Linked DNA regions of Homo sapiens: regions 2, 3 and 4 are each linked to region 1. The links are chromatin contacts, found by Hi-C or POLR2A ChIA-PET in ENCODE. All regions are on one chromosome and are shown on one strand. Each heading gives the region's core, a stretch centred on a gene start or an enhancer-like site at or near the end of the contact. The rest is flanking DNA. Distances are from core to core; before and after follow the strand shown. Region 1 holds the start of CXXC4-AS1 (CXXC4 antisense RNA 1). Region 2 overlaps TET2 (tet methylcytosine dioxygenase 2). Region 3 overlaps TET2-AS1 (TET2 antisense RNA 1). Region 4 overlaps TET2 (tet methylcytosine dioxygenase 2).

Region 1 (7,296 bases), core at 3,515-6,014:
GTATTAAAAATGTATGTACGCTTTGTAAGTTTTTAAACTGACAGTTAAAATTACATGTATTTACTGTGGGTACAACATGATATTTTGAAGTATATAAAAAACAACTTTAACTCCCTTGTATTAAATCCAGTGATGGAAAAATAATCTCATTGAACTTGTTTTGCAGTTTGATGCCTTGGCCACAAATTCATTTGTGGCTTTAGTCAAAGATAAAATTTTCCAAGCTTTTTCCTTATTATTTATAAAATTGAGGTGTTTTTTCCTACATTATTTATATGTTACATTCTAATGTTAATATACTATCATTTTGTTTAAATTTTATTGAAAAATTTCCCCTTTCCCTTTCATACTCACTTATATATTTGCACTTTTTGGTTAAAATAAAAATATTTTTCTGTTGGTAAGTTTCTTATTCTTGAGATGAAAAATTGAAAACTCATTTCTTAAAAATTATGACATAAAAAAACTGGTGGATGTTTCCATTTAAGACACAAAACATTTGCATTTTATCCATAGATTTTTTTGTCACCAAACCTCAGAAATGTATATGTTCAATTATTGAATTATTTTATTAACTAAAAGCTCTTAGTTTGAGTGACACACCTATTTTACATCTGGTCTACAAGTTAATTTCCTCAGGAGGCAGGTGCCACCTTCCTGTACTCATTACAGATGGTGCTTTGTCCAGAGTTTTACAATTGCCATTTATGGTTGGGGCTCTTAGAACTTAACAGCGTAAACAATATGTCCCTCCTCCCCTATTACACTCTTCTGAAGTAAGCTATCAAGTTAGAGACAGTATTTGAATTTTTTTCTGCCAACCCCCTTAGAAACTCAACCTAACTTGTGGAAAAATTACTGTTGGCCTGTACATTCGGCAGATAGATTTTTAAGAGATAAAAGAAAGTAAAGAAAAAAAATGGAACCATCCTTCTTCCTGACTTTCCAGTCTCTCAATGTCTTCACTATAACCTGCTCTCTCTAGTTTCTTCTCCAGCTCAAGGAAAGTCTCAGTGGTGGCAGTGTGAAACTTACTGCAAAGAGAGCCAAGAGTGGGGGAAGGGAAACCTCCTGAGGCACTGCTTACTAATGTAATTCCATAAATCAACTAATGGTAGAGAAACCAGATCTGTGTGGTCTCTAATGCTGTCCCACAGAGATCAATCATGTCACCTGAACAATGTTCAGAGACTAAGAGGCTGGGGTTGCCCATGGGACAATTTTATCCCTTGAGCCATATCAGATTGGGATATTTTTAAAAGTTAGAAGTCAGTATCAGAAATGTTACTGTTGTGAATATAAAAACTGAAGGATTATCTTTGCAAGAGACAAAGTGTTATCATGTAACTTATCATAAGGATCTCCTATATGATCACGTTTATTAAAACATCAAGGAACTTAATATTTTTCATTTAGGATAGAAATTTTTAAAACAGTTTTTGTCACACAAGGGGCAGAGAGCATTTGTAATGACTGCTTTGAACAATTAGTGGCTATTTTTTTAACAGAGTAATTGACTTAATGAACAGTGGTTATGCAAATACACAGTGCACAGTATAACAGAAAAACTAAATGTTTTGTGTGCATTATCATATCAAATATGATCAAGGGGTGATTTTATAAACACATTTCTAGGGCATCATAAGATGCTCTTAAGGTGAGACTAAGCAGAAAAATAGAAGGCAGTTTTAAAAGGAACACTAGGGAGGAGGCTTTGAAAAAAATCTGGATGAGAGTCCCAACATATCCATGTGAGTCTGTCTTAATTTCAGTTTTCTCACCCTGAAAAAAAATCTGACTATGTCTCCAGTCTTTGGGATGAGAACAAGTCAAAGGGAAGAGTGGCACATGAGTCTTGAAGTGATAAAGAAGAATATATGTTATTATTATGATCCAGATGTTAATTGGCACCCATAATTCAAAGCCAACAAATATTAGCTATGGAGTTTACATCTGGAACCCACAGGTGATATCCACAATGAGTCCCCAAATCACTGCCCTCAGCCAGGAACCCATCCAATCTCTAAAACATTTTCCCAGATGAGGATGGACCAAATTTAAGAGAGAAACCAGGTCAGCAGGGGGACTTTTCACCTTCCTGCAATTCCTCTTCCAGCTTTGGTTCAGTCATGTAAGCCCTGTCACTCTGACATGTGCTCAGCTGGTTTCCTACAACCATAACTGTGTATTTGCACATAGGTCTAAGGCAGTCATGATGGCATTGTCTTTTTTAATGATCTAGATAGGATCTTATACAATTTTGAAAAAAAGCTTTTTATTTCTTTTAGCCAAATAGTATTCCGCTAATAATCTTAGCCTTGAAACACAGCCCATGCTCTGATAGAAGGGATCTGAAGTTAGAAGATCAGCTTGAGAGTTCAAAGGAAAAAATCAGCTTCTTATTCTACCCATACCCCACCTTGTGAAGAGTAACAGAATTTTTGTGCATGAGAATTTTTTAAAAAGAAGAAAATGTAGTTTTATGGGATTTTGTCATCAAAATGCCTGAGGAATTTAAATATCACAACAAGCTTGTAGGAAAAGCATCAAATTAAAAAATTACACCAGCATAGAAACTTGTGCAGAAAACCTATTGGTACTCATATCAAACCCCTGCAGGGTAATTATTTACTAAATAAATCAGAATTATTCAGTTACTACATATCTTAAATTGGGATGCAAGTAGTGCCACGAGTCTAGCTAAAGATGAGGCCTAACAGCAGAACCAAATTTATAATTCTAGATACTACATTTCAAGAGGAAAAATAAAAGCCATGTTGTCCTTATCAGCTGGGAATAGAGAATTTCAGTATGAACTGAATTTTAATTTCCCATAGTCCTTAGAAGTTACAATAAATTAATCCGGCAAAGAAGATTCAAAAGCTATTTTTTGCCACCTAAGAAAATACATGGACCTGCATTATAGTTGCTATTATATTTGCACAAAGAAAGTTGCCAAAGAAAATGTAATAAACCATCCAGGAGTAAAGTTAAACTTTCCAAAAAGAGCTGATTTATCTTATAAAGAAGAATAAATGCAATATTTTGATGAAACTGATCATACCCAATAATGACATCAACATAATTCTGATATTTTTAGAATCCTAGAGGGCTATCTCATTTGATTTACACAATTAAAGGTTAAAAAAAAAACTGTATCTTCTTTGTGTTCAAACCTGTACCAAAGATCTTTAACCCTTCTCTTTATTCTTTTAAAGACTGCTTCCCAGTTCATAAAGCAAACTCCTCTAAGCAGTACTCACAATTTTTAAAAGAATGTACAGATAACCCTAAGATAACTTGTGAGAGCCACTCTCATCCTGCAACTCACTCCACAGAATATTAAAATGTTAAAGCACAGAATGCTAAACCCACCACCTACAGTCTCATGTATATATGAACATCTAATTATCTACCCTGTAAATTTTATCGAGACTAACTATAAGTACTTGTCCAGATTTCTTTGTTTAATATACCACCAAAGTCATTTACCTGTGATTTTTCATTTTTCCCCATTTTTGTTTTGATCAGGACACAATACAAAATTTTTATCAAAGGTATCAATCTCTGTATTTAGCATAATTCATAACCTAATTTAACAATTACTTTAGTGAGCATCTGTACAATATCTGTTTTAAAGACCTATAGGTAAAAGAAACTATTATTGACCATATAAGGTATCAACCAAAACTGTGCTTGGTGTATACACCAACTTTGTAACCACAAAATGGTTACTTTGTCCAATGCAGAGCCCAGGGGAAATACTTTTTTTGTAACTGAGTTTTAGAAATTATTCATTCTAAAACCACATAAAATAATTTTTAAACAAAATCACTCTTATCTGCCCTGAAATTAACTAATTGTATCCCTTTATTCTAAGTCACATCTCCTCAAAATTTGCAGGTAGAAATCCGCTTCCTACACAGTTTCAGCTTTCTCCAAAAATATCAGATACGCAGAAAATAAAATAGAAAACATTCTGCCTTGATGAGTAGAAAAATGATTCTAGAAAAGGGTAGGAAATCCCCTTCTGAATCCAGGTGTTTCAACTTCATTGAATACTGCTGTGTGGTTTGTTACCGGTTTTTTAATGAGAACAGGCTTGTGTACCACAAACTGTGTCCTCACTGTTATAAATGGGCCACTAACTTAGCCAGTAAACTTGTATAGGATGTGATGTGTCCAGTCCTTTGGGCAAGATGCCCCACCCTTTTTAATGAGGAGGAGGGGGCATTTTAAACCACCAAGGGAAAATATTGAGCATATTGAATGTGAAACTTCTGATTCTTCAATTACATTATTTTTCCCCCAGGGATAAAAAGGAGGGCACTCTCTCTATCAGAAGGGCGGTGTCACGTGAAGTGCAGCTGGTGCGGGTGGTGGAGAGGCCAAGCCTTTCGCAAACCACCTACAACTCTTACCACCTGAATGAAGCTTCTGAGAAGGGGTACTGCATCTTGAAGCCAGACAAGAATCCCTGAAGGGGAGAGGGAGTGAGGAGGGAAGGGGGGAGACTGGGAAACAAGAAATCATCTCCTCTGACCTCTAGTGAAGTGCCAGGTTTTTTCTTTAGCTCTTCACATTTTCTAAATTTGCAGATCTGGTGTCCCGTTTTGCGGTTCCTGCAACTGCTGCAGACGCCACAGTTGATGAGCCTCTTGCAGGGCACGCAGACCCCACACCTTTTCCTCTTCTTCTTGGCTGGGTTGGCTCCGCCAGCTCCCCCTGAGGAGGACGAGGAGGAGGAGGAATGATTCTGCGGGCAGTCTGCCAGATTGGCAATTTGAAACGCACTGTCTGTGACGGCTGCTGAGGCTGCTGCGGGGGAGTGAAGGGCTGTCATGACGATGACCCCTGGAGGTAATGAGATGCCCCCTAAAGCCGGGATAGCGGAAAAAGTCCCCACGCGCTCGGGGAGATTCATTATCTCTGCTTCAGCAGCGCCGCATTTGAGCTTGTTCATGCATTCCCCCGCCAAAGGTCTGCAGTGTTCAGGGGATAAGGTGGAGAGGAAATTAGTATTTGCCATTTGCAACGACGGCTCTGGCGGGCAGCCAGCTTTCCCCAGCCTCTGGGAGTCGTTTCGGTGGTGCATGCTGGTCCTGCTGCCGCCGCCGCCGCCGCCGCCGCCACCGCCGGCGGGGAGGATCGCCGAGGAGGAGGAGGCGGAGGAGGAGGCGGCGGCGGAGGAGGATTTCCTGCCGCCCCCACCACCCCCGCCCCCGCCTCCGCCGCCGCCGCCGCCGCCGCCACCCCCCCCGCCGCCGCCCCCGCCCCCGCCGCTGCCCCAGAGCATGGCGGTGGCGGCGGCGGCGGTGGCCGCGTTGTCGCAGTTCCAGGGGGACATGCCGATGCGCGCGGCGGCCGCGGCGGCGGCGGCGCTGCTGGGGAAGATGGGGGTGGTGATGCGCGCGATCTTGGCCGCCTGTGGGAAGGCGCCCCCGTTGGTCTTGTAGAAGGAGGTGGCAAAGGAGCGGTAGCGCTCCATTTCCGAGTTGTAATCCACAAGGCTGTTCAGAGCCCCCTCGGGCAAGTGGCTTTCCTTGGGCAAGCCCGGGGCCTCCGGGCTCGGCCCGGGCTCCACGCAGACATTGGTGTTCATGGTGCAGGGGGGGAAGAAGGGGTGCAGGGTGGAAGTGGGGACCGCCTGGTCCGACACCTGGGTGGAAAAGGGGGAAAGGTGGGGGGGAGGGAAGGGAGTGATGGTGGTGTTGGGGTGGGGGCCGAGGCGGGTGGGGAAAGTGGGTTCGGGTGGGGAGAGCAAGGTGAGGGCTGCTTTATTCCTCTCTGGGGCTCATTTCCACAGACGGTGAATTCCCAGGCAGCGTCTTCCTTTGCATTATCCTCCAACTGTTACAACTAAAATAAAGAAAGTCATTCCAACGAGCTGCACGAGGAAAAAGATTAAAAATAAACAACCTCCCTCACTAACCCACCGCAGACACCGAAAGCTCCCACATTCTTCCATCAGGTCGTTTGCATAAGAATCATCAAGACGTGACCCCCCCCAGCCCATCCCCCCCAACTCTCCCAACCCCCGCTCCCTCCCTCCCCACAGCAAACCACAGCTCCTCCCCCCTATTCTTATAACCCTCCTGAGAAAATGTATTAATAGCCAGGATACCCAGGGAAAGAAGGAAGACGGGGGTGACAAACGCCTAAGGAAAAGGGCAATTGGAGTGCTAAAGACATGCAAATCATGGGTGGGAGGGCGATACTACCTATAAGCAGAGGGCATTTAAACATTATGAAATGTGTGAACAAGTGCTGCCTGGGCATGCAAATGCTGTAAAGTAGAAAACAGCAATGGCCCTATGAGGAAAATGAACAGGAAATTAGCAAATGAAGTACTGAAAAAGTCTACAATACATCCGAGTATAAACTGTAAGCAAACACAATACAACTGAGAGCTAAGAGACTGCCCACATACAATCTGAACTAAAGAGGCAGGGAAAAAAGAACTACCAGCTGCCACAGTATCCTTCTGTGTCTGCGGTCATTAGTTTGAATCCCAGCACAGCTGGCTCTGTTAGGGTCTTAATTCAATGGACCAAGGACAGGTCTCAATTGTACAAGCCATTTGGTGGTGGGTCTTGGTGGGGGTAAGAGGGTGGTGTTCTACTTGATTTTTTTTAAGGTAGAAAATAAAGATAAGCCAGATAATTACATATATACATATTTATTTATATCAGCAATGTCTCAGGTTTTAAACCAAGTGCCTGCAGCCTCTATAAGAATATTCCTAATCATTCCTAATGGAGATTGCTGTCTCTTCCGAAGACAAGAGGAAAGCATGGGACTTTTTGAAAAGGATATCTCACAATCACTGATTTTTACATTGAGTAAAAGGGGGGGGGGCTTTAACGTGTTCTTTGCCAGAGAAAAATAACAAAATTATTTTTTAATTTTGCTCTTTTTAAGAGGAAAGTTTAATGTTAACTGGGTATTTGCATTAATCTCCTTGCTTACAGGCCATTATTATGCTTTAGGAAGAGGTATTTTAGTTGTTTATTACAGAGGGAGAAGTACATCACAGCCTTTTAAGAAGCAAAGCAAAGGCATAAAGTGTATATTCACTTAAAAAACCAGTTTCTTTGTTTCCAGATTTTTTGGCCAGAATATCTTTTTGTGACATCTTTTGAAGCCCATAGATTGGTCTAGAATGCAGAGTTCAGGGAATTCTACATGGGGGCCCAATAGTCTCCGTCTCAAATATTCAGAGTTCAAAATGGTTATCAATTATAGTAATTATGCTTATAATTAGGTTAATGAACCAGTTATGCCCAAACTCCAAGT
Region 2 (7,397 bases), core at 2,060-4,559, 750 kb after region 1:
GCACTCCAGCCTGGGCAAGAGAGTGAGACTCCATCTCAAAAAAAAAAAAAAAAAAGCTACTGCAGTAGATCAGGAGGAGGCACAGTGATAAAGAGAAGATCTGAGCTATGAAGTGGCAGTCAAGATGATTAAAGGAATATATAGGAAGTACAGTTGATAGAACTTAGCAAGTGATTAGGTAAATGAAGTGCTAGAGAAAATAAAGGGGATATTTTTCAATTGTTTTTAGCATTTTGGCAAAAAATTATTTAGGAATGAAATTGATGCTAGTAACTAAGAGTATGAACTTCCCACATTAGCTGGTAATTTTGATCACCCTTGTTCTCCATGACCATAAATATTTTAGAGTTGCTATGAAGACAAGAATGTTTATTTCCTGAGTAGCTGTCAGTTGTCACTATGAAACATGAAAATAAATATCAGTTTGCTATGTCTAGGTATTCCGATATTTATCCACAATTATTCCTTAAGATATATTAGTATTTTTATAGATAGATAGATAGATAGATAGAAATAAACACATTTTAATTTTTGTTTCCATGCTCTTTAGAATTCAACTAGAGGGCAGCCTTGTGGATGGCCCCGAAGCAAGCCTGATGGAACAGGATAGAACCAACCATGTTGAGGGCAACAGACTAAGTCCATTCCTGATACCATCACCTCCCATTTGCCAGACAGAACCTCTGGCTACAAAGCTCCAGAATGGAAGCCCACTGCCTGAGAGAGCTCATCCAGAAGTAAATGGAGACACCAAGTGGCACTCTTTCAAAAGTTATTATGGAATACCCTGTATGAAGGGAAGCCAGAATAGTCGTGTGAGTCCTGACTTTACACAAGAAAGTAGAGGGTATTCCAAGTGTTTGCAAAATGGAGGAATAAAACGCACAGTTAGTGAACCTTCTCTCTCTGGGCTCCTTCAGATCAAGAAATTGAAACAAGACCAAAAGGCTAATGGAGAAAGACGTAACTTCGGGGTAAGCCAAGAAAGAAATCCAGGTGAAAGCAGTCAACCAAATGTCTCCGATTTGAGTGATAAGAAAGAATCTGTGAGTTCTGTAGCCCAAGAAAATGCAGTTAAAGATTTCACCAGTTTTTCAACACATAACTGCAGTGGGCCTGAAAATCCAGAGCTTCAGATTCTGAATGAGCAGGAGGGGAAAAGTGCTAATTACCATGACAAGAACATTGTATTACTTAAAAACAAGGCAGTGCTAATGCCTAATGGTGCTACAGTTTCTGCCTCTTCCGTGGAACACACACATGGTGAACTCCTGGAAAAAACACTGTCTCAATATTATCCAGATTGTGTTTCCATTGCGGTGCAGAAAACCACATCTCACATAAATGCCATTAACAGTCAGGCTACTAATGAGTTGTCCTGTGAGATCACTCACCCATCGCATACCTCAGGGCAGATCAATTCCGCACAGACCTCTAACTCTGAGCTGCCTCCAAAGCCAGCTGCAGTGGTGAGTGAGGCCTGTGATGCTGATGATGCTGATAATGCCAGTAAACTAGCTGCAATGCTAAATACCTGTTCCTTTCAGAAACCAGAACAACTACAACAACAAAAATCAGTTTTTGAGATATGCCCATCTCCTGCAGAAAATAACATCCAGGGAACCACAAAGCTAGCGTCTGGTGAAGAATTCTGTTCAGGTTCCAGCAGCAATTTGCAAGCTCCTGGTGGCAGCTCTGAACGGTATTTAAAACAAAATGAAATGAATGGTGCTTACTTCAAGCAAAGCTCAGTGTTCACTAAGGATTCCTTTTCTGCCACTACCACACCACCACCACCATCACAATTGCTTCTTTCTCCCCCTCCTCCTCTTCCACAGGTTCCTCAGCTTCCTTCAGAAGGAAAAAGCACTCTGAATGGTGGAGTTTTAGAAGAACACCACCACTACCCCAACCAAAGTAACACAACACTTTTAAGGGAAGTGAAAATAGAGGGTAAACCTGAGGCACCACCTTCCCAGAGTCCTAATCCATCTACACATGTATGCAGCCCTTCTCCGATGCTTTCTGAAAGGCCTCAGAATAATTGTGTGAACAGGAATGACATACAGACTGCAGGGACAATGACTGTTCCATTGTGTTCTGAGAAAACAAGACCAATGTCAGAACACCTCAAGCATAACCCACCAATTTTTGGTAGCAGTGGAGAGCTACAGGACAACTGCCAGCAGTTGATGAGAAACAAAGAGCAAGAGATTCTGAAGGGTCGAGACAAGGAGCAAACACGAGATCTTGTGCCCCCAACACAGCACTATCTGAAACCAGGATGGATTGAATTGAAGGCCCCTCGTTTTCACCAAGCGGAATCCCATCTAAAACGTAATGAGGCATCACTGCCATCAATTCTTCAGTATCAACCCAATCTCTCCAATCAAATGACCTCCAAACAATACACTGGAAATTCCAACATGCCTGGGGGGCTCCCAAGGCAAGCTTACACCCAGAAAACAACACAGCTGGAGCACAAGTCACAAATGTACCAAGTTGAAATGAATCAAGGGCAGTCCCAAGGTACAGTGGACCAACATCTCCAGTTCCAAAAACCCTCACACCAGGTGCACTTCTCCAAAACAGACCATTTACCAAAAGCTCATGTGCAGTCACTGTGTGGCACTAGATTTCATTTTCAACAAAGAGCAGATTCCCAAACTGAAAAACTTATGTCCCCAGTGTTGAAACAGCACTTGAATCAACAGGCTTCAGAGACTGAGCCATTTTCAAACTCACACCTTTTGCAACATAAGCCTCATAAACAGGCAGCACAAACACAACCATCCCAGAGTTCACATCTCCCTCAAAACCAGCAACAGCAGCAAAAATTACAAATAAAGAATAAAGAGGAAATACTCCAGACTTTTCCTCACCCCCAAAGCAACAATGATCAGCAAAGAGAAGGATCATTCTTTGGCCAGACTAAAGTGGAAGAATGTTTTCATGGTGAAAATCAGTATTCAAAATCAAGCGAGTTCGAGACTCATAATGTCCAAATGGGACTGGAGGAAGTACAGAATATAAATCGTAGAAATTCCCCTTATAGTCAGACCATGAAATCAAGTGCATGCAAAATACAGGTTTCTTGTTCAAACAATACACACCTAGTTTCAGAGAATAAAGAACAGACTACACATCCTGAACTTTTTGCAGGAAACAAGACCCAAAACTTGCATCACATGCAATATTTTCCAAATAATGTGATCCCAAAGCAAGATCTTCTTCACAGGTGCTTTCAAGAACAGGAGCAGAAGTCACAACAAGCTTCAGTTCTACAGGGATATAAAAATAGAAACCAAGATATGTCTGGTCAACAAGCTGCGCAACTTGCTCAGCAAAGGTACTTGATACATAACCATGCAAATGTTTTTCCTGTGCCTGACCAGGGAGGAAGTCACACTCAGACCCCTCCCCAGAAGGACACTCAAAAGCATGCTGCTCTAAGGTGGCATCTCTTACAGAAGCAAGAACAGCAGCAAACACAGCAACCCCAAACTGAGTCTTGCCATAGTCAGATGCACAGGCCAATTAAGGTGGAACCTGGATGCAAGCCACATGCCTGTATGCACACAGCACCACCAGAAAACAAAACATGGAAAAAGGTAACTAAGCAAGAGAATCCACCTGCAAGCTGTGATAATGTGCAGCAAAAGAGCATCATTGAGACCATGGAGCAGCATCTGAAGCAGTTTCACGCCAAGTCGTTATTTGACCATAAGGCTCTTACTCTCAAATCACAGAAGCAAGTAAAAGTTGAAATGTCAGGGCCAGTCACAGTTTTGACTAGACAAACCACTGCTGCAGAACTTGATAGCCACACCCCAGCTTTAGAGCAGCAAACAACTTCTTCAGAAAAGACACCAACCAAAAGAACAGCTGCTTCTGTTCTCAATAATTTTATAGAGTCACCTTCCAAATTACTAGATACTCCTATAAAAAATTTATTGGATACACCTGTCAAGACTCAATATGATTTCCCATCTTGCAGATGTGTAGGTAAGTGCCAGAAATGTACTGAGACACATGGCGTTTATCCAGAATTAGCAAATTTATCTTCAGATATGGGATTTTCCTTCTTTTTTTAAATCTTGAGTCTGGCAGCAATTTGTAAAGGCTCATAAAAATCTGAAGCTTACATTTTTTGTCAAGTTACCGATGCTTGTGTCTTGTGAAAGAGAACTTCACTTACATGCAGTTTTTCCAAAAGAATTAAATAATCGTGCATGTTTATTTTTCCCTCTCTTCAGATCCTGTAAAATTTGAATGTATCTGTTTTAGATCAATTCGCCTATTTAGCTCTTTGTATATTATCTCCTGGAGAGACAGCTAGGCAGCAAAAAAACAATCTATTAAAATGAGAAAATAACGACCATAGGCAGTCTAATGTACGAACTTTAAATATTTTTTAATTCAAGGTAAAATATATTAGTTTCACAAGATTTCTGGCTAATAGGGAAATTATTATCTTCAGTCTTCATGAGTTGGGGGAAATGATAATGCTGACACTCTTAGTGCTCCTAAAGTTTCCTTTTCTCCATTTATACATTTGGAATGTTGTGATTTATATTCATTTTGATTCCCTTTTCTCTAAAATTTCATCTTTTTGATTAAAAAATATGATACAGGCATACCTCAGAGATATTGTGGGTTTGGCTCCATACCACAATAAAATGAATATTACAATAAAGCAAGTTGTAAGGACTTTTTGGTTTCTCACTGTATGTAAAAGTTATTTATATACTATACTGTAACATACTAAGTGTGCAATAGCATTGTGTCTAAAAAATATATACTTTAAAAATAATTTATTGTTAAAAAAATGCCAACAATTATCTGGGCCTTTAGTGAGTGCTAATCTTTTTGCTGGTGGAGGGTCGTGCTTCAGTATTGATCGCTGTGGACTGATCATGGTGGTAGTTGCTGAAGGTTGCTGGGATGGCTGTGTGTGTGGCAATTTCTTAAAATAAGACAACAGTGAAGTGCTGTATCAATTGATTTTTCCATTCACAAAAGATTTCTCTGTAGCATGCAATGCTGTTTGATAGCATTTAACCCACAGCAGAATTTCTTTGAAAATTGGACTCAGTCCTCTCAAACTGTGCTGCTGCTTTATCAACTAAGTTTTTGTAATTTTCTGAATCCTTTGTTGTCATTTCAGCAGTTTACAGCATCTTCATTGGAAGTATATTCCATCTCAAACATTCTTTGTTCATCCATAAGAAGCAACTTCTTATCAAGTTTTTTCATGACATTGCAGTAACTCAGCCCCATCTTCAGGCTCTACTTCTAATTCTGGTTCTCTTGCTACATCTCCCTCATCTGCAGTGACCTCTCCACGGAAGTCTTGAACTCCTCAAAGTAATCCATGAGGGTTGGAATCAACTTCTAAACTCCTGTTAATGTTGATATATTGACCCCCTCCCATGAATTATGAATGTTCTTAATAACTTCTAAATGGTGATACCTTTCCAGAAGGCTTTCAATGTACTTTGCCCGGATCCATCAGAAGACTATCTTGGCAGCTGTAGACTAACAATATATTTCTTAAATGATAAGACTTGAAAGTCAAAAGTACTCCTTAATCCATAGGCTGCAGAATCAATGTTGTATTAACAGGCACGAAAACAGCATTAATCTTGTGCATCTCCATCGGAGCTCTTGGGTGACTAGGTGCCTTGAGCAGTAATATTTTGAAAGGAGGTTTTGGTTTTGTTTTTTGTTTTTTTTTTTTGTTTTTTAGCAGTAAGTCTCAACACTGGGCTTAAAATATTCAGTAAACTATGTTGTAAAAAGATGTGTTATCATCCAGACTTTGTTGTTCCATTACTCTACACAAGCAGGGTACACTTAGCATAATTCTTAAGGGCCTTGGAATTTTCAGAATGGTAAATGAGTATGGGCTTCAACTTAAAATCATCAACTGCATTAGCCTGTAACAAGAGAGTCAGCCTGTCCTTTGAAGCAAGGCATTGACTTCTATCTATGAAAGTCTTAGATGGCACCTTGTTTCAATAGTAGGCTGTTTAGTACAGCCACCTTCATCAGTGATCTTAGCTAGATCTTCTGCATAACTTGCTGCAGCTTCTACATCAGCACTTGCTGCCTCACCTTGTCCTTTTATGTTATAGAGACAGCTGCGCTTCTTAAACTTTATAAACCAACTTCTGCTAGCTTCCAACTTCTCTTCTGCAGCTTCCTCATTCTCTTCATAGAACTGAAGGGAGTCAAGGCCTTGCTCTGGATTAAGCTTTGGCTTAAGGAATGTTGTGGCTGACGTGATCTTCTATCCAGACCACTAAAGCGCTCTCCATATCAGCAATAAGGCCGTTTTGCTTTCTTACCTTTCATGTGTTCACTGGAGTAATTTCCTTCAAGAATTTTTCCTTTACATTCACAACTTGGCTAACTGGCATGCAAGGCCTAGCTTTCAGCCTGTCTTGGCTTTTGACATGCCTTCCTCACTTAGCTCGTCATATCTAGCTTTTGATTTAAAGTGGCAGGCATACAACTCTTCCTTTCACTTGAACACTTAGAGGCCACTGTAGGGTTATTAATTGGCCTAATTTCAATATTGTTGTGTTTTAGGGAATAGAGAGGCCCAGGGAGAGGGAGAGAGCCCAAACGGCTGGTTGATAGAGCAGGCAGAATGCACACAACATTTATCAGATTATGTTTGCACCATTTACCAGATTATGGGTACGGTTTGTGGCACCCCCCAAAAATTAGAATAGTAACATCAAAGATCACTGATCACAGATCGCCATAACATAAATAATAATAAACTTTAAAATACTGTGAGAATTACCAAAATGTGATACAGAGACATGAAGTGAGCACATGCTGTTGAAAAAAATGACACTGATAGACATACTTAACACGTGGGATTGCCACAAACCTTCAGTTTGTAAAAGTCACAGTAACTGTGACTCACAAAAGAACAAAGCACAATAAAACGAGGTATGCCTGTATTTTTAAAAAAAGCTTTTTGTTAAAATTCAGGATATGTAATAGGTCTGTAGGAATAGTGAAATATTTTTGCTGATGGATGTAGATATATACGTGGATAGAGATGAAGATCTTAATTATAGCTATGCAGCATAGATTTAGTCAAAGACATTTGAAAAGACAAATGTTAAATTAGTGTGGCTAATGACCTACCCGTGCCATGTTTTCCCTCTTGCAATGAGATACCCCACACTGTGTAGAAGGATGGAGGGAGGACTCCTACTGTCCCTCTTTGCGTGTGGTTATTAAGTTGCCTCACTGGGCTAAAACACCACACATCTCATAGATAATATTTGGTAAGTTGTAATCGTCTTCACTCTTCTCTTATCACCCACCCCTATCTTCCCACTTTTCCATCTTTGTTGGTTTGCAACAGCCCCTTC
Region 3 (7,381 bases), core at 742-3,241, 810 kb after region 1:
TATTTGGCAAAACCATGCCTTTAAAATGAGGGAGGAGTAAAGACATTCCCAGAAAAACAAAAAACTGAGGGAGTTTATAACCACTAGATCTGCCCAGCAAGAAATACTAGAGGGAGTCCTTTGCAATGAAGTAAAAAAAATTAGACAGTAACTCAAAGTTTTATGAATATATAAATATCTCTGGAGAAAGTAAACACATGGGCAAATATAAAAATCAATATTTTTATAAACTTGGTTTCTCATTCTACTTTTAATTTTCTACATGATTTAAAAGACAAATGCATAAAAATAGTTATAAATCTGTGGTTATAGGCATATAATGTATAAAGATGTAATCGGTGACATCAATAAAGTGAAGGAGAAGAAAGAACAGGATTTTTTGTAAGCAATTGAAGCTGAAGTGGTATAAATTCAAAAAAGATTGTTAAAACTTTAGAATATTATATGTAGTCCCTATGGTGACCATAAAGAATATACAAAATGTACACAAAAGGAAATGAGAAGGGAATCAAAACTTGTCATGATAAGAAATCAACTAAGGCAGTAATGGAGAAAAAGAGGAAGAAAAAGCTAGAATGTATACAGCAACCAAATAAAATAGCAAAAGTAAGTCCTCACCAATGAATAACTACATTAAGTGTAAATGGATTAAATTTTCCAATCAAAGGACATAGATTGGCAAAACTGATTAAGGAAAGCAGGATACAATTTTATGAGATTCATTTTAGAGCTAAGAATACACACAGATTGAGTGTGAAATAATGAGAAAAGGTAATCCATGCAAACAGCAACCAAAAGAGAGCAAGGATGACCATATTTATATTAGACAAAGTCAACTTTTTTCTGGTGTACATAGAACATTCTTCAGAATAGAAATGTTAAGCAACTGAAGCTTAACAAAAAAGTCTTAATAAATGTTAAACATTTATTAACAAAAAAGTCTTAACAAATGTTAAAAGGTTGATATCATACAAAGTATCCCTTACAATTATAATGGAATGAAACTAGAAATGAGTAGCAGAAGGAAAACTGGAAAATTCACACACATTGAAATTAAACAATATACTCAAACAGCCAATGGGTTAAAGAAGAAACTATAGAGAAACTGGAAAATATTTTGAGAGAAATGAAAACACAACCCCCCGACACTTATGGCATGTACAGAAATCAGACCCAAGAGAAAAATGTATAGCTGTAAATGCTTACATTAAAAAGAAGGATGTCAAATTAACAATGTACTTTACACTTTTAGGAACTAAAAAAAGAAAAAACTAAACCCACAGCCAGAAGAAGGAAGGAAAGATTACAACAAAGATACAATACAGGATACAAAAAAAAAAAAACAAAAAAATTAAACCAAAAGTAAGCTCTTAGAAAAGATCAACAAAATGTTTAGCTAGAATGACTAAGAAAAAAAGCTCAAGTAACTAAAATCAGAAATGAAAGAGGATATTACTACCAATTTTACAGAAATAGAAAACGATTACATCAGTGATTGTCAGAGTTAGAGGTGAGGAAACAAATAGGGCACAGAAGATTTTTAGGGCAGTGAAACTACTTGGTATGACACTGTAATGGTGGATACAGGTATATATTTGTTTAAATCCATAGAATGTACAAATCGAGCAAACCCATGTGTAAACTGTGGGCTCTGCATAATTATGTGTCAATGTAGGTTCAGCCAAGCAAAAGTGTCCTTTTCATGATAAAGATTCAAAATGATGCCCCTCAATGCTAACTCAATTAAGCATCTACAACAGGCCAGGCTTTGTGGTAGAACTACAAACAGCGTTGGAAATAACGGTAAGTTTCAGCCCCTACAGACTTCAAGTATAGCTGCAGGTTGAGAAAATCATATTCAATAAGTGCTCAGTTGCTTATGGTTTGCGATGGCAGTGATGGTCAGTCCAAGTATTTTCAGGTCAAGGCACACAACTTTCCAAAGATTATGCTTTCATCTGCCATACAGGCTGTGATATTACTCACATATTTGCAGCTTAGGAAGTTCCCAAGAGGGCTTGAAGCAAGAGGCTTGCTATGGATATTACTAATCACTAACATTTAAGAGTACTGTGGGCTAAATATTGATTTCAGCATTTTACATGTATTTATTCTTTTAATCCTTATAACCACAATTTAAGGGAAGTACAATTTTTATCTCCATTTCATGCTTGAGAAAACTGAGACACAGAATATCAATAATTTTCTTAAAACAGAGCTAATAAGTGGCTCCAGAGCCTGGTAGAAAGCAAGGCAGATATGAGGAGTTCTATTCTATCAGGGCAATAGGATGTTGGGCTGCCCAGTCAGAACAGTGAAAAGCCCAGTAGGCCAGCCTTTCCCCCAGCTGTCCAATTTTTTAATAGAGCTCCTGGTGGCAACATGTAGATTAGCCTTATTTAGACCTGTCAGCAAAGTCCTGGGGATCATGTCTGGGCCCCGTTAATAAATGGCTAAGATACACTGCCTACCATTTCTCTGTTCCACAGAAAGGGGTCTGGGTCAGTGAGAAAGAGAGTGGGAAGGAAAAGTCAAAAACATCCTCAGTTCCAATGACACAGCTTAGGATGGTGAGTATATGTCACATACACATTAAAACCCCCCTAATTAGGTTGTCCACTTCTGACTCGGAAAAGCCTCAGTGGAAAACATTATGCCATGATGCTACAATACCTGGGATTCTGCTCTGTTCAGCACTTCCAACCTTGAAGGACAAAAGCAAAACAGTGTGGGTGTAGGTGGGTGTGTGTCTGGCTGCAAGCACATGCCAGCCACTGCTGTCACACAGCCTTGCCTATGCCTTGGTATATTAAAGAGTGGTGAGTCACTCACACTTATGATAACCATTCATAACTAGAATTTTAGAAGAGGGGAAAACCCCAGGGCTGTACAGAATGACACGTGACACTCTCCAATGGAAGGACAGAAAGAGCAGAAGCCTCTTGCTAAATCTAACCATGAGCTCTTTCAGAGAAAAGAGGGCCGTTCAGCTTTTCTGCGTCACTATTAATGTGAGCCAGCTGGAAACAGAAAGAATGACTCAAGAGAGTACTACCTATCCTGGAAATGGGGTCAAAGCAGGTATGGTGGGGGAACTGGTTGTGGGCGAGACTGAAGGAGGAAGAAAGATGAGATGTGTGTTTCCTCAAAGTTGATGCTCCTCTCAGTTATTTACTCTTCTCAAGGGTGTCATCAGTATTCTCGGAAGGTCTCAAAAGTGGCAGGGTTCCACCTACCTCAGGTTTTTTTTGCATATTTAATCTTTTATATTTAATATTTAAAAACAATTTTTACATCTTTCACCGCAGGAATTTCCAGTTTGTAAATTGGAAAGCGCTGGAAAGCTGGACCCACTCAGTAACAAGACAACTCCAATCAAAGCAGGTGTTTGCAGGCATCAAGGTCAAGCTGGGCTGGGACAGCCAAGGGCAGCCCAGAGGTCCTTCTCATAGCACTACCTTCTCATAGTACTACCCTGTCTTGAGCAAAGACCCTTGTGGGACCATCAGCAGGATTTGGATGACTAACAGAGGGCAAATTTCATGCTGCTTTGAGCCTAATGCCTCTTTGTTTTTACTGCATTTTTTTTTAATTTTTTTTTTTTTATTATACTTTAAGTTTTAGGGTACATGTGCACATTGTGCAGGTTAGTTACATATGTATACATGTGCCATGCTGGTGCGCTGCACCCACTAACGTGTCATCTAGCATTAGGTATATCTCCCAGTGCTATCCCTCCCCCCTCCCCCGACCCCACCACAGTCCCCAGAGTGTGATATTCCCCTTCCTGTGTCCATGTGATCTCATTGTTCAATTCCTACCTATGCGTGAGAATATGCGGTGTTTGGTTTTTTGTTCTTGCGATAGTTTACTTAGAATGATGGTTTCCAATTTCATCCATGTCCCTACAAAGGACATGAACTCATCATTTTTTATGGCTGCATAGTATTCCATGGTGTATATGTGCCACATTTTCTTAATCCAGTCTATCATTGTTGGACATTTGGGTTGGTTCCAAGTCTTTGCTATTGTGAATAATGCCGCAATAAACATACGTGTGCATGTGTCTTTATAGCAGCATGATTTATAGTCCTTTGGGTATATACCCAGTAATGGGATGGCTGGGTCAAATGGTATTTCTAGTTCTAGATCCCTGAGGAATCGCCACACTGACTTCCACAATGGTTGAACTAGTTGACAGTCCCACCAACAGTGTAAAAGTGTTCCTATTTCTCCACATCCTCTCCAGCACCTGTTGTTTCCTGACTTTTTAATGATTGCCATTCTAACTGGTGTGAGATGATATCTCATAGTGGTTTCGATTTGCATTTCTCTGATGGCCAGTGATGATGAGCATTTTTTCATGTGTTTTTTGGCTGCATAAATGTCTTCTTTTGAGAAGTGTCTGTTCATGTCCTTTGCCCACTTTTTGATGGGGTTGTTTGTTTTTTTCTTGTAAATTTGTTTGAGTTCATTGTAGATTCTGGATATTAGCCCTTTGTCAGATGAGTAGGTTGCGAAAATTTTCTCCCATGTTGTAGGTTGCCTGTTCACTCTGATGGTAGTTTCTTTTGCTGTGCAGAAGCTCTTTAGTTTAATTAGATCCCATTTGTCAATTTTGGCTTTTGTTGCCATTGCTTTTGGTGTTTTGGACATGAAGTCCTTGCCCACGCCTATGTCCTGAATGGTAATGCCTAGGTTTTCTTCTAGGGTTTTTATGGTTTTAGGTCTAACGTTTAAATCTTTAATCCATCTTGAATTGATTTTTGTATAAGGTGTAAGGAAGGGATCCAGTTTCAGCTTTCTACATATGGCTAGCCAGTTTTCCCAGCACCATTTATTAAATAGGGAATCCTTTCCCCATTGCTTGTTTTTCTCAGGTTTGTCAAAGATCAGATAGTTGTAGATATGCGGCATTATTTCTGAGGGCTCTGTTCTGTTCCATTGATCTATATCTCTGTTTTGGTACCAGTACCATGTTGTTTTGGTTACTGTAGCCTTGCAGTATAGTTTGAAGTCAGGTAGTGTGATGCCTCCAGCTTTGTTCTTTTGGCTTAGGATTGACTTGGCGATGCGGGCTCTTTTTTGGTTCCATATGAACTTTAAAGTAGTTTTTTCTAATTCTGTGAAGAAAGTCATTGGTAGCTTGATGGGGATGGCATTGAATCTATAAATTACCTTGGGTAGTATGGCCATTTTCATGATATTGATTCTTCCTATCCATGAGCATGGAATGTTCTTCCATTTGTTTGTGTCCTCTTTTATTTAGTTGAGCAGTGGTTTGTAGTTCTCCTTGAAGAGGTCCTTCACATCCCTTGTAAGTTGGATTCCTAGGTATTTTATTCTCTTTGTAGCAATTGTGAATGGGAGTTCACTCATGATTTGGCTCTGTGTTTGTCTGTTATTGGTGTACAGGAATGCTCATGATTTTTGCACATTAATTTTGTATCCTGAGACTTTGCTGAAGTTGCTTATCAGCTTAAGGAGATTTTGGGCTGAGATGATGGGGTTTCCTAAATATACAATCATGTCATCTGCAAACAGGGACAATTTGACTTCCTCTTTTCCTAATTGAAAACCCTTTATTTCCTTCTCCTGCCTGATTGCCCTGGCCAGAACTTCCAACACTACGTTGAATAGGAATGGTGAGAGAGGGCATCCCTGTCTTGTGCCAGTTTTCAAAGGGGATGCTTCCAGTTTTTGCCCATTCAGTATGATATTGGCTGTGGGTTTGTCATAAATAGCTCTTATTATTTTGACGTACATCCCATCAATACCTAATTTATTGAGAGTTTTTAGCATGAAGGGCTGTTGAATTTTGTCAAAGGCCTTTTCTGCATCTATTGAGATAATCATGTGGTTTTTGTCTTTGGTTCTGTTTATATGCTGGATTACACTTATTAATTTGTGTATGTTGAACCAGCCTTGCATCCCAGGGATGAAGCCCACTTGATCATAGTGGATAAGCTTTTTGATGTGCTGCTGGATTCGGTTTGCCAGTGTTTTATTGAGGATTTTTGCATCAATGTTCATCAGGGATATTGGTCTAAAATTCTCTTTTGCTGTTGTGTCTCTGCAAGGCTTTCGTATCAGGATGATGCTGGCCTCATAAAATGAGTTAGGGAGGATTCCTCTTTTTCTGTTAATTGGAATAGTTTCAGAAGGAATGGTACCAGCTCTTCCTTGTACCTCTGGTAGAATTCGGCTGTGAATCCATCTGGTCCTGGACTTTTTTTTGGTTTGTAGGCTATTAATTATTGCCTCAATTTCAGAGTCTGTTATTTGTCTATTCAGGGATTCAGCTTCTTCCTGGTTTAGTCTTGGGAGGGTGTATGTGTCCAGGAATTTATCCATTTCTTCTAGATTTTCTAGTTTATTTGCATAGAGGTATTTATAATATCCTCTGATGGTAGTTTGTATTTCTGTGGGATTGGTGGTGATATCCCCTTTATCATTTTTTATTGCATCTATTTGATTCTTCTCTTTTTTCTTCTTTATTAGTCTCACTAGTGGTCTATCAATTTTGTTGATCTTTTCAAAAAACCAACTCCTAGATTCATTGATTTGATTTTTTTGAAGGGGTTTTTGTGTCTCTGTCTCCTTCAGTTCTACTCTGATCTTAGTTATCTCTTCCCTTCTGCTAGCTTTTGAATGTGTTTGCTCTTGCTTCTCTAGTTCTTTCAATTGTGATGTTAGGGTGTCAATTTTAGATCTTTCCTGCTTTCTCTTGTGGGCATTTAGTGCTATAAATTTCTCTCTACACACTGCTTTAAATGTGTCCCAGAGATTCTGGTATGTTGTGTCTTTGTTCTCATTGGTTTCAAAGAACATCTTTGTTTCTGCCTTCATTTCATTATGTACCCAGTAGTCATTCAGGAGCAGGTTGTTCTGTTTCCATGTAGTTGAGCAGTTTTGAGTGAGTTTCTTAATTCTGAGTTCTAGTTTGATTGCACTGTGGTCTGAGAGACAGTTTGTTGTAATTTCTGTTCTTTTACATTTGCTAAGGACTGCTTTACTTCCAACTATGTGGTCAATTTTAGAATAAGTGTGATGTGCTGAGAAGAATGTATGTTCTGTTGATTTAGGGTGGAGAGTTCTGTAGATGTCTATTAGGTGCACTTGGTGCAGAGCTGAGTTCAATTCCTGGATATCCTTGTTAACTTCCTGTCTCGTTGATCTGTCTAATGTTGACAGTGGGGTGTTAAAGTCTCCCATTATTAATGTGTGGGAGTCTAAGTCTCTTTGTAGGTCTCTAAGGACTTGCTTTATGAATCTGGGTGCTCCTGTATTGGGTGTATATATATTTAGGATAGTTAGCTCTTTTTGTTGAATTGATCCCTTTACCATTATGTAATGGCCTTCTTTGTCTCCTTTGATCTTT
Region 4 (6,915 bases), core at 2,373-4,872, 700 kb after region 1:
ATGGGAAGTTATTGTTTAATGAGTATAGAATTTCTGTTTAGGAAGATGAAAAAGTTCTGGAGATGGGTGGCAGTGATGGTTGCACAGCAATGTGAATGTACTTAATGCCACAGAATAGTATACTTAAATATGGTTTGAATGGCAAACTTTGTTACATACATTTTATCACAATTAAAAAGTTTGAAATGAATATCCAAAGAAGCATTATTTATGAGGCTAAAAGTGGAAGTAACCCAAAAGTTCATCATTGATAGCTAAAGGAAACATGGCATATCAAAACAGTAGAATATTAGTCATACAAAGGAATAAAGTACAGACACATGCTGCAATACAGATGCACCTTAAAAACATTACACTAAGTGAAAGAAACCAGACGTAAAAGGCCAAATTTTGTATGGTTTTATATATATAAAGTCGTTCAAAATAGGAAAACCCATAAAGACTGAAAGTTGATTAGTGGTCACCAAGGCCCGGGGGAGGAATGAATGAAAACTGGCTCCTAATGGGTACTGGGTTTTTTGGGGCGAGGGGGACAGAGTGATGAAAATATTGTAGAATTTGATAGTAATGATAGGTGAGAGTGGCATAATTTTTTTTAATATACTAAAACCCACTGACTCATATACTTTACAAGGATGTATTTTATGGTATGTGAATTATATCTCAAAACACCCCTTAAATTTTAACGTATGGCTTTTATGATGCCATGTTTCTAAAGAAGCAACGTGTCCCAGTCTCAGCTTACTATTTCTAGGCATGTGACTTTGAGAAAAAATTAAGAGACCTCCCTTCTTACTCTGTAAAATGGGAATAATAATAATGATGATAATGATAATAATAATGATCTTACCAGATTTTTTTGAGTGTTAAATGAGGTAACATATGTAGTGCATCTAGCATAGTGTCTGGCATTTACCAAGAACCCCGGGAACCTGAGCTTCAACTGCTTCTGATACTATTCCAGATACTATTTCAGGATATTCCAATACTGTTTCCATATATTCAGGACAATGGACCAACTCCTTTAGCCATTTTATCAAAACTCTTTAGATTCTGTTTCAAATCGGTCTTTCCAAAGTCTTCTTGTGCTCCTTTGTAGACACTCTTCAGTCAGAGAGAGCTTTTTAATCTCCTCCAATTTGCTGCAGCTGTATCTGTGCCTCAAAACAACGCTTTCTCCCCATTCCTCTTTTCTCTCTGCCCTTGGAACTCTGTGGACTTCTCTCATGTTTTTAACCTACTCCCTTTTATCAGTGCATGTCATCTCCACTTATTTGTAGCACCCAATATTTTTACTACATCTTTGACCAATTAAGTCTTACTTGGGTTATGTTTTTAAAGTAGGTATCTTATTAGGTGGTCCTTTTAAAGTATATGTCCAGTCTCTCCAGCTAAATTAAAACCCTTGAGCACAGAGACCACATGTTATAATGTTTTACCTTTTCCATAGCACTTAGCATGTTACCTTGACATGGCATATACTGAATGAATGCTTGCTATTTATGAGTTTAGTTAGTGCCACATCTCATGAAGTACAGGGACTTAATGATTCTCAATCCTGACTTCATCTTACAGTCACCTGGAGAATAAAGTTTCCTCTTAGCTCAACAAGTCAGAATCTCTGAGCAAAATCCTCAACTTCTTACCTAGGTGATACTCTTGTAAGCCACACTGTGAACCACTGGATTCAACAGATGAAGTAATATAAGCCACTGGCTCTTAAGCCTCATTGATTATTGCGGTGAAGATGTGAAGACTAAAGATGCTTTGGGCATGGCAAAGTGTTCTACAGATATTAGAATTGTTATTATGGTACATTTGAGAGTGTCATTGCTTTGAGAAAGATTCTCTAAGTTTTTTAACAGCCACACTGTAATGGAAATATCCAATTATAGGTATCCAAAACCTTTTAAACTCTTTATATCAGGTGTATATACCCTGTTCCTTTTTGCTAACTTAAAAATGTTCAAACTCTGTCTTCTCTAGGCTGGCAAACATTCAGCAGCACACCCTCTCAAGATTGTTTACTTGCCTTTGCTCCTGTTGAGTTACAACGCTTGGAAGCAGGAGATGGGCTCAGCAGCAGCCAATAGGACATGATCCAGGAAGAGCAGTAAGGGACTGAGCTGCTGGTAAGACAGTGGAGACAGTTGACACTTGTTTGTCAAGTATGAATTTATTCCTAATGTAATGGTAATCTCTCTCCCAAACTTCAACTTCAAGTTACCCTGCACCCTCTCAAATACTTTTCTTTATTGTCTATGCTTAGGACACATGGATTAGATTGTTAAGATTTGTGAATTTACTAAAGTTGTGTACTGACTTATGTATAGCTGTATTTTTCTGGAGAAAGATAGATTTTTATCAATTCTCAATGTCTATGGAGTTTTTAAAAAGAGGTAAGGATTATTCAAATGTAACTATAAACATAAGAAAATGTGATATCTATAACCAGTTGTTAGAGTATTTATCGCCTCCATTTTGCTTCACTTGTAGCCACTTCGTCTCAATCTTGTTAAGGACCAAATAAATGGTATTTGTGGTTACTTGCTGATCTGAAAAGTGAGTACCTCCTGCACCTGGCTAGTCAGTCTTGTGACAATTTGGTGCCATAGAACTAGCAGAGAACTAAATTATGGAATGGCAGATCTCAGGAGCAGCTATGTGATTTTACATACGGTTTGTTTTTAATGGATAGAGACAGAGTCTGGCTATGTTGCCCAGGCTGCTCTGAAACTCCTGGGTTCAAGCCATCATCCTGCCTTAGCCTCTTAAGGAGCTGGGATTACAGGTGCATGCCCCCAGGCCCAGTTCATATGATTTTCTGAAAATACAAAAGAAAGAGGGAGATACAAAATACTTTTTTAATCATGTTCTTATAATTATCTTAATAAAAATCAATTTGCTCTGAATGCCATGACCTGCTGAGTGTCCCAACCTAAGGGTTGTCAGACCATTTTCTCATATATGCATGTATAGAAGTAGGGAACTAATATATTTTTGTCTAAAATGTTTAAGATGAAGATGAGAATGAATTCTACAATATATAATTTTGCCTGAACTATATAAGACAGTTAAAATTATAGAGACATTGCAGGAGAGACTCTGGATTAGATAGAAAAAAGGAAGAATTAGGCTTTTTTTTTGTCTATAATCCTTTTAGTAGGTAATTCAGCTTCAGTTTCACTAAATCTTGTTTATGCATTCAGCATAACAAATCTTCTAATAAGCCTGTATAGCTCTAATCTCTGCCTTACTGCAGACACCTGAGGATATAAGTATCCACTCTGCCACTTGATACTTCTCAGAGACTGTTCTGGTGCTGAGAAATCCTTTCCAGTGTGTCCTCAGTTGAACTCCCATGATTCCTGGATGTTGCCATTTTCAAGACACAGGGCAAGCGCATCTGTCTAGATTACCTCTCTACCTTGGGAATTTTAAGTCACTCTGTGAGGGAAAGAGAACTCAGTATAGTAGTAACTCTCAGAATGAAAATTTTCCCCTTGCATGTTAATATTTTTAGAGTAATCATTGTCACTGAAAATAGACTTCCTCTTTCCCCTCTCATGCTGGAAAATCTTAGGTAATTATGAATAAAGCATTCTTTACTTTTCCCCTCCTCCCTTGATGATTGCTTTACCTCACTCTGTGAGAACTGTGACTACTCATTCTGCTCTTGTCTTTTACATGAGAACTGAGAGCGCATTTTTAAGATGGAATTTTCCTCCTTAATGAAGTCATAACATTAGTCAGAAGATTTTCTCTTCTTGAACGTTAAGCCTGGGTAAGGAATAAAGTGCAGAAGTTTATGGAAAATTATAAGATAACTTAAAAAAAAAACGAAGACAACAAATTAAAATATTAGCCATTGAGGGAAAAGGTTTTACAGGTAGCTCTCTGAGGAGTTCTTCCCTCATATCTCCTCAAAAATCTTGTTTTGCATTTAATTTTTTACAGTTGGATAAGCTCAGCCCTTGACATATTTTCAATAGCAAATAAGCCTAGAGTTTATTTTTAGTACATTTATTAGGAATGTGTTCTTGGGAAAATTATTTAACCTCTGTAAGCCCTGCTTTAAATGGCAAAGAAGAAAGTAGGTAATAATAGATAATAACAGGATTATTTTATGCATTACCTGTACATTGCCCAACATATAGTAAGTTCTCAATTTTATATTGGTATTTGTTTTATTATTAACCACTTTTATTAATGTTGCTTTTAGTTTTTGAAATATGAATTCATTCAAAAATATTTCTTGAGCACCTGCCAAATACCAGGCACTCTTCTAGGAACTAGAGTGGCATTAATGAGTAAGAGGCAAAAATCTCTTCCCTTGTTGAGCTTAGAATCCATTAGAGTAAGAGACAGACACATACAAAATAAAATGTATAATATAGTAAATACCAAGAAGTGCTAAGTTTTAAAAATGTAAAGCAGAAAAAGGAAATTGAGTGGCAGGGTTAGGTAGTAATTGAAGATATAGTAGTCAAGTAAGGCAGCTTCAAGAGAAGATTATGTCTTAAATAAAAATCTGATAAAGATATAAAAACAAGCCATGAAGTTATCTGAAGGAATTGCAGGTAGTGGAGAACAGCCAAAAGACCTGGAGTAGTAAAAGGTTTTATGCAGAGTGATTTAAAAAGAATCACAGTATCTTATACATCAGTAAATATTTACACATACACTTAAGTAAGTGATATGGACAAGAACTTTGGAAGTTGAATAGCAAGGTCCATCTGGACTATAACAGAGGAGGCTTCACAAAGGAAGGTGACAGGGCATGGCCTGGATCCTGAAGGACAGGAAGAATTGGGATCGATAACAAAGAATGACATCCCAGTGGAGAGAAGTGGAGGGGAAACAGCATGAAATGGAGTGAAATAAGAATGTTGGCCTTTAGGGCAGGAATGGGCCAGGCAGAGGGCAAGTGGGAAGCAGGAAAAAGGCGACCTTGTATAAAGTTCATGTTGGCAAATAGAGAGAAGATGGGAAAGCAGGGTAAGGCCAAATTTAGTAAAATCCTAAAGTCAAGCTAAAGATTATTGCATGCTATCCTGAAAATATTGGGGAATAATTAGAGCAGATGAGTAGAAAGGTGAATTCTTGTATTTAGCTATATCATTATTTTTACAAATTTAAACAAATAAGGAAATGGAGGCAGTAGTTGGAGTAATTTAGGAGATAAATTGAAAATGGATTTTGTTAAGAGAGAAGGGAAGATAGATTTTATATATTTTAAGGAAAAATCATGAGGATTTATTTGCTGACTGCACGTAAGAGATAAAAGAGAGGAGTCAAAGATTTCTCTAAAATTTTCAAAATGATTAATTACGTGTTGGTATTAAAAGAAATAGGGAAGTTGGGACATATGAGTTTGAATTCAGCATGAGTCAGTTAAGACAATCAGATGCAGATATTCTTAAGGCAACTAAAGTTCATTTGATATTTGTCATATAGGCTGAATTAAGTTTCTAAGAGCTGTTTTTACTATGCATTAAATCCGTGTAATACTAACATAGTACAAAAGTTGTTTGCTATCCAAATTTTGTATTTTTATAATAAGTTGGAGAGACAGAGAATCAAAAAATTATTGATTTGGAACCATTAGACATCAGCTAGTCCAATTAGTTCATTTTGTGGAAGGAAAAAGGATACCCAGAGATGTTACATGACTTTATAGCCATGCCTCTAGCTAGTATCTAACTTGGTCTAGCCCAGGTCTCCATACTGAGACTCTCCTCCTGCTAATAAAAAAATAATAAAAAAGTATTAGTGGTTTGTATTTTGCTGGCTTGCTTGTGGAGAATAGGATTAGAAGGTTTGACTTGCCTGTTAGCACTCTCTTGTAGCCATTTTTCTAATTAACATACACATTTTACCCTTTCTCATGAAACAGATCTAACTTGTTTAGAAGCTTCAGTCTTCTTGATTTAATTAATCACTTTCTCCCACCTTTAGTCATTGTTGAAGTTTCCTGATTTACAATGTTATCTTTTTATCTTTTCAGTAGTATAAGGAGGAATGATATTTCTACTGTTGTACTATTTTTCTGTTTATCTTTCAGAAGAAAAATAGCTTTTCTTATTGGCCCAAAAAACCATCACCCTACAGGAAATAAATCACACTCTTTGCTTGATTTTCCTGATCTGGCTACTGATTTCTCTTCAAATTTAAGCCAATACTTAGACTTTAAGACTTCATTGTTACTTCCTTACAGGTCATTCTTATGAACTAAAATCCATAGTCATTGTTCTAGCAAGCCTGAGCAGTTTATTCTTTGAGTCACAGGATTATAAAAGAAAAAATAGACCTTAGAGATCATAATACAGTGCTCTTCAAACTGTACTCTTCAATTTTTCTACTACTTATCAGTTGTTTTTTATTCTAATAAAATATAATTACCTAGCAAGTGAGCAGACATGTATTTACAGTAGCTTTACAATTCTTTATACACTTCTTTACTCTCTCCATTACACATGCCACATGGTATGATACAAGTCATAACTCAACTATGTGAAAGCAAAACCACTCTTATACATGGTGTCTTGCATATATATTAAGGCCCAGAGTGGTATCAGTAGTCTCTGTGTCCCAAGAGACTGAATTAAACAAGACTGTTGACCTTCTTGTGGCATTTATCTGACAACCTTGGCAATCCCTAAATTCACAAATAGCTGTATAGCATTTTTTGCATTTAATGCATATCCACATATGATGTGTCCTTTGATTTTAGAACAAGTAAAGCATGCTAAAATAGACTGCACCTTATGAAAGTCATTTTCACTATTCTTGTGTTTCAGTTTCCTCATCAAAAGGTGAAATATCAGCTGCCTCTGTTGATCTCAGGATCTTTTAAGTAGAAATGGAAGAGTCTTAGTGAAAACAGTTTGTATTCTGAAAGAAAATTGCAATGTA

What was found. A loop is a pair of places that touch in the nucleus more often than their neighbours do. ChIA-PET counts read pairs that join two places held with the same protein, here RNA polymerase II (POLR2A). Pooled maps may share reads with other maps.
Region 2: a pooled map shows a loop between it and region 1 (3-fold over the local background). The contact joins the enhancer-like site here to the promoter of CXXC4-AS1 in region 1. A Hi-C loop is called at or near these places in 2 of 37 single-sample maps with no recorded cell type and 3 of 50 pooled maps. POLR2A ChIA-PET finds 5 or more read pairs at or near these places in 1 of 52 experiments (MCF 10A).
Region 3: a loop to region 1 is called in a map of GM12878, with 6 times the contacts of the local background. The contact joins the enhancer-like site here to the promoter of CXXC4-AS1 in region 1. A Hi-C loop is called at or near these places in 1 of 168 maps with a recorded cell type or tissue (GM12878), 22 of 37 single-sample maps with no recorded cell type and 6 of 50 pooled maps.
Region 4: a map with no recorded cell type shows a loop between it and region 1 (13-fold over the local background). The contact joins the enhancer-like site here to the promoter of CXXC4-AS1 in region 1. A Hi-C loop is called at or near these places in 10 of 37 single-sample maps with no recorded cell type and 4 of 50 pooled maps. POLR2A ChIA-PET finds 5 or more read pairs at or near these places in 1 of 52 experiments (T-cell).

What each region holds. Positions count from the first base shown.
Region 1 is chr4:104,486,201-104,493,496 of GRCh38, forward strand. It overlaps CXXC4-AS1 (CXXC4 antisense RNA 1), which reads left to right and starts at 4,765. Exons shown (of 10, transcript NR_125926.1): 1 at 4,765-4,860. CXXC4 (CXXC finger protein 4) reads right to left here. Exons shown (of 3, transcript NM_025212.4): 2 at 4,544-5,859. The coding sequence starts at 5,602. RefSeq lists enhancers at 1,940-2,129, 6,132-6,181.
Region 2 is chr4:105,233,347-105,240,743 of GRCh38, forward strand. It overlaps TET2 (tet methylcytosine dioxygenase 2), which reads left to right. Exons shown (of 11, transcript NM_001127208.3): 3 at 551-4,005. The coding sequence starts at 597. All of the region lies in intron 2 of TET2-AS1 (TET2 antisense RNA 1), which reads right to left. Among named protein-coding and RNA genes, the nearest start is that of TET2, 90 kb to the left of the region's middle. Within about 2 kb of position 3,310, at least 2 of the 41 ENCODE cell types and tissues checked have a DNase peak (open chromatin) inside an H3K27ac peak, as active enhancers do.
Region 3 is chr4:105,303,645-105,311,025 of GRCh38, forward strand. All of the region lies in intron 2 of TET2-AS1 (TET2 antisense RNA 1), which reads right to left. Among named protein-coding and RNA genes, the nearest start is that of TET2-AS1, 46 kb to the right of the region's middle. RefSeq lists an enhancer at 2,774-3,053. Within about 2 kb of position 1,992, at least 2 of the 41 ENCODE cell types and tissues checked have a DNase peak (open chromatin) inside an H3K27ac peak, as active enhancers do; they include GM12878, where a contact is called at or near this core.
Region 4 is chr4:105,188,374-105,195,288 of GRCh38, forward strand. TET2 (tet methylcytosine dioxygenase 2) reads left to right here. Exons shown (of 11, transcript NM_001127208.3): 2 at 1,987-2,132. All of the region lies in intron 2 of TET2-AS1 (TET2 antisense RNA 1), which reads right to left. Among named protein-coding and RNA genes, the nearest start is that of TET2, 45 kb to the left of the region's middle. Within about 2 kb of position 3,623, at least 4 of the 41 ENCODE cell types and tissues checked have a DNase peak (open chromatin) inside an H3K27ac peak, as active enhancers do.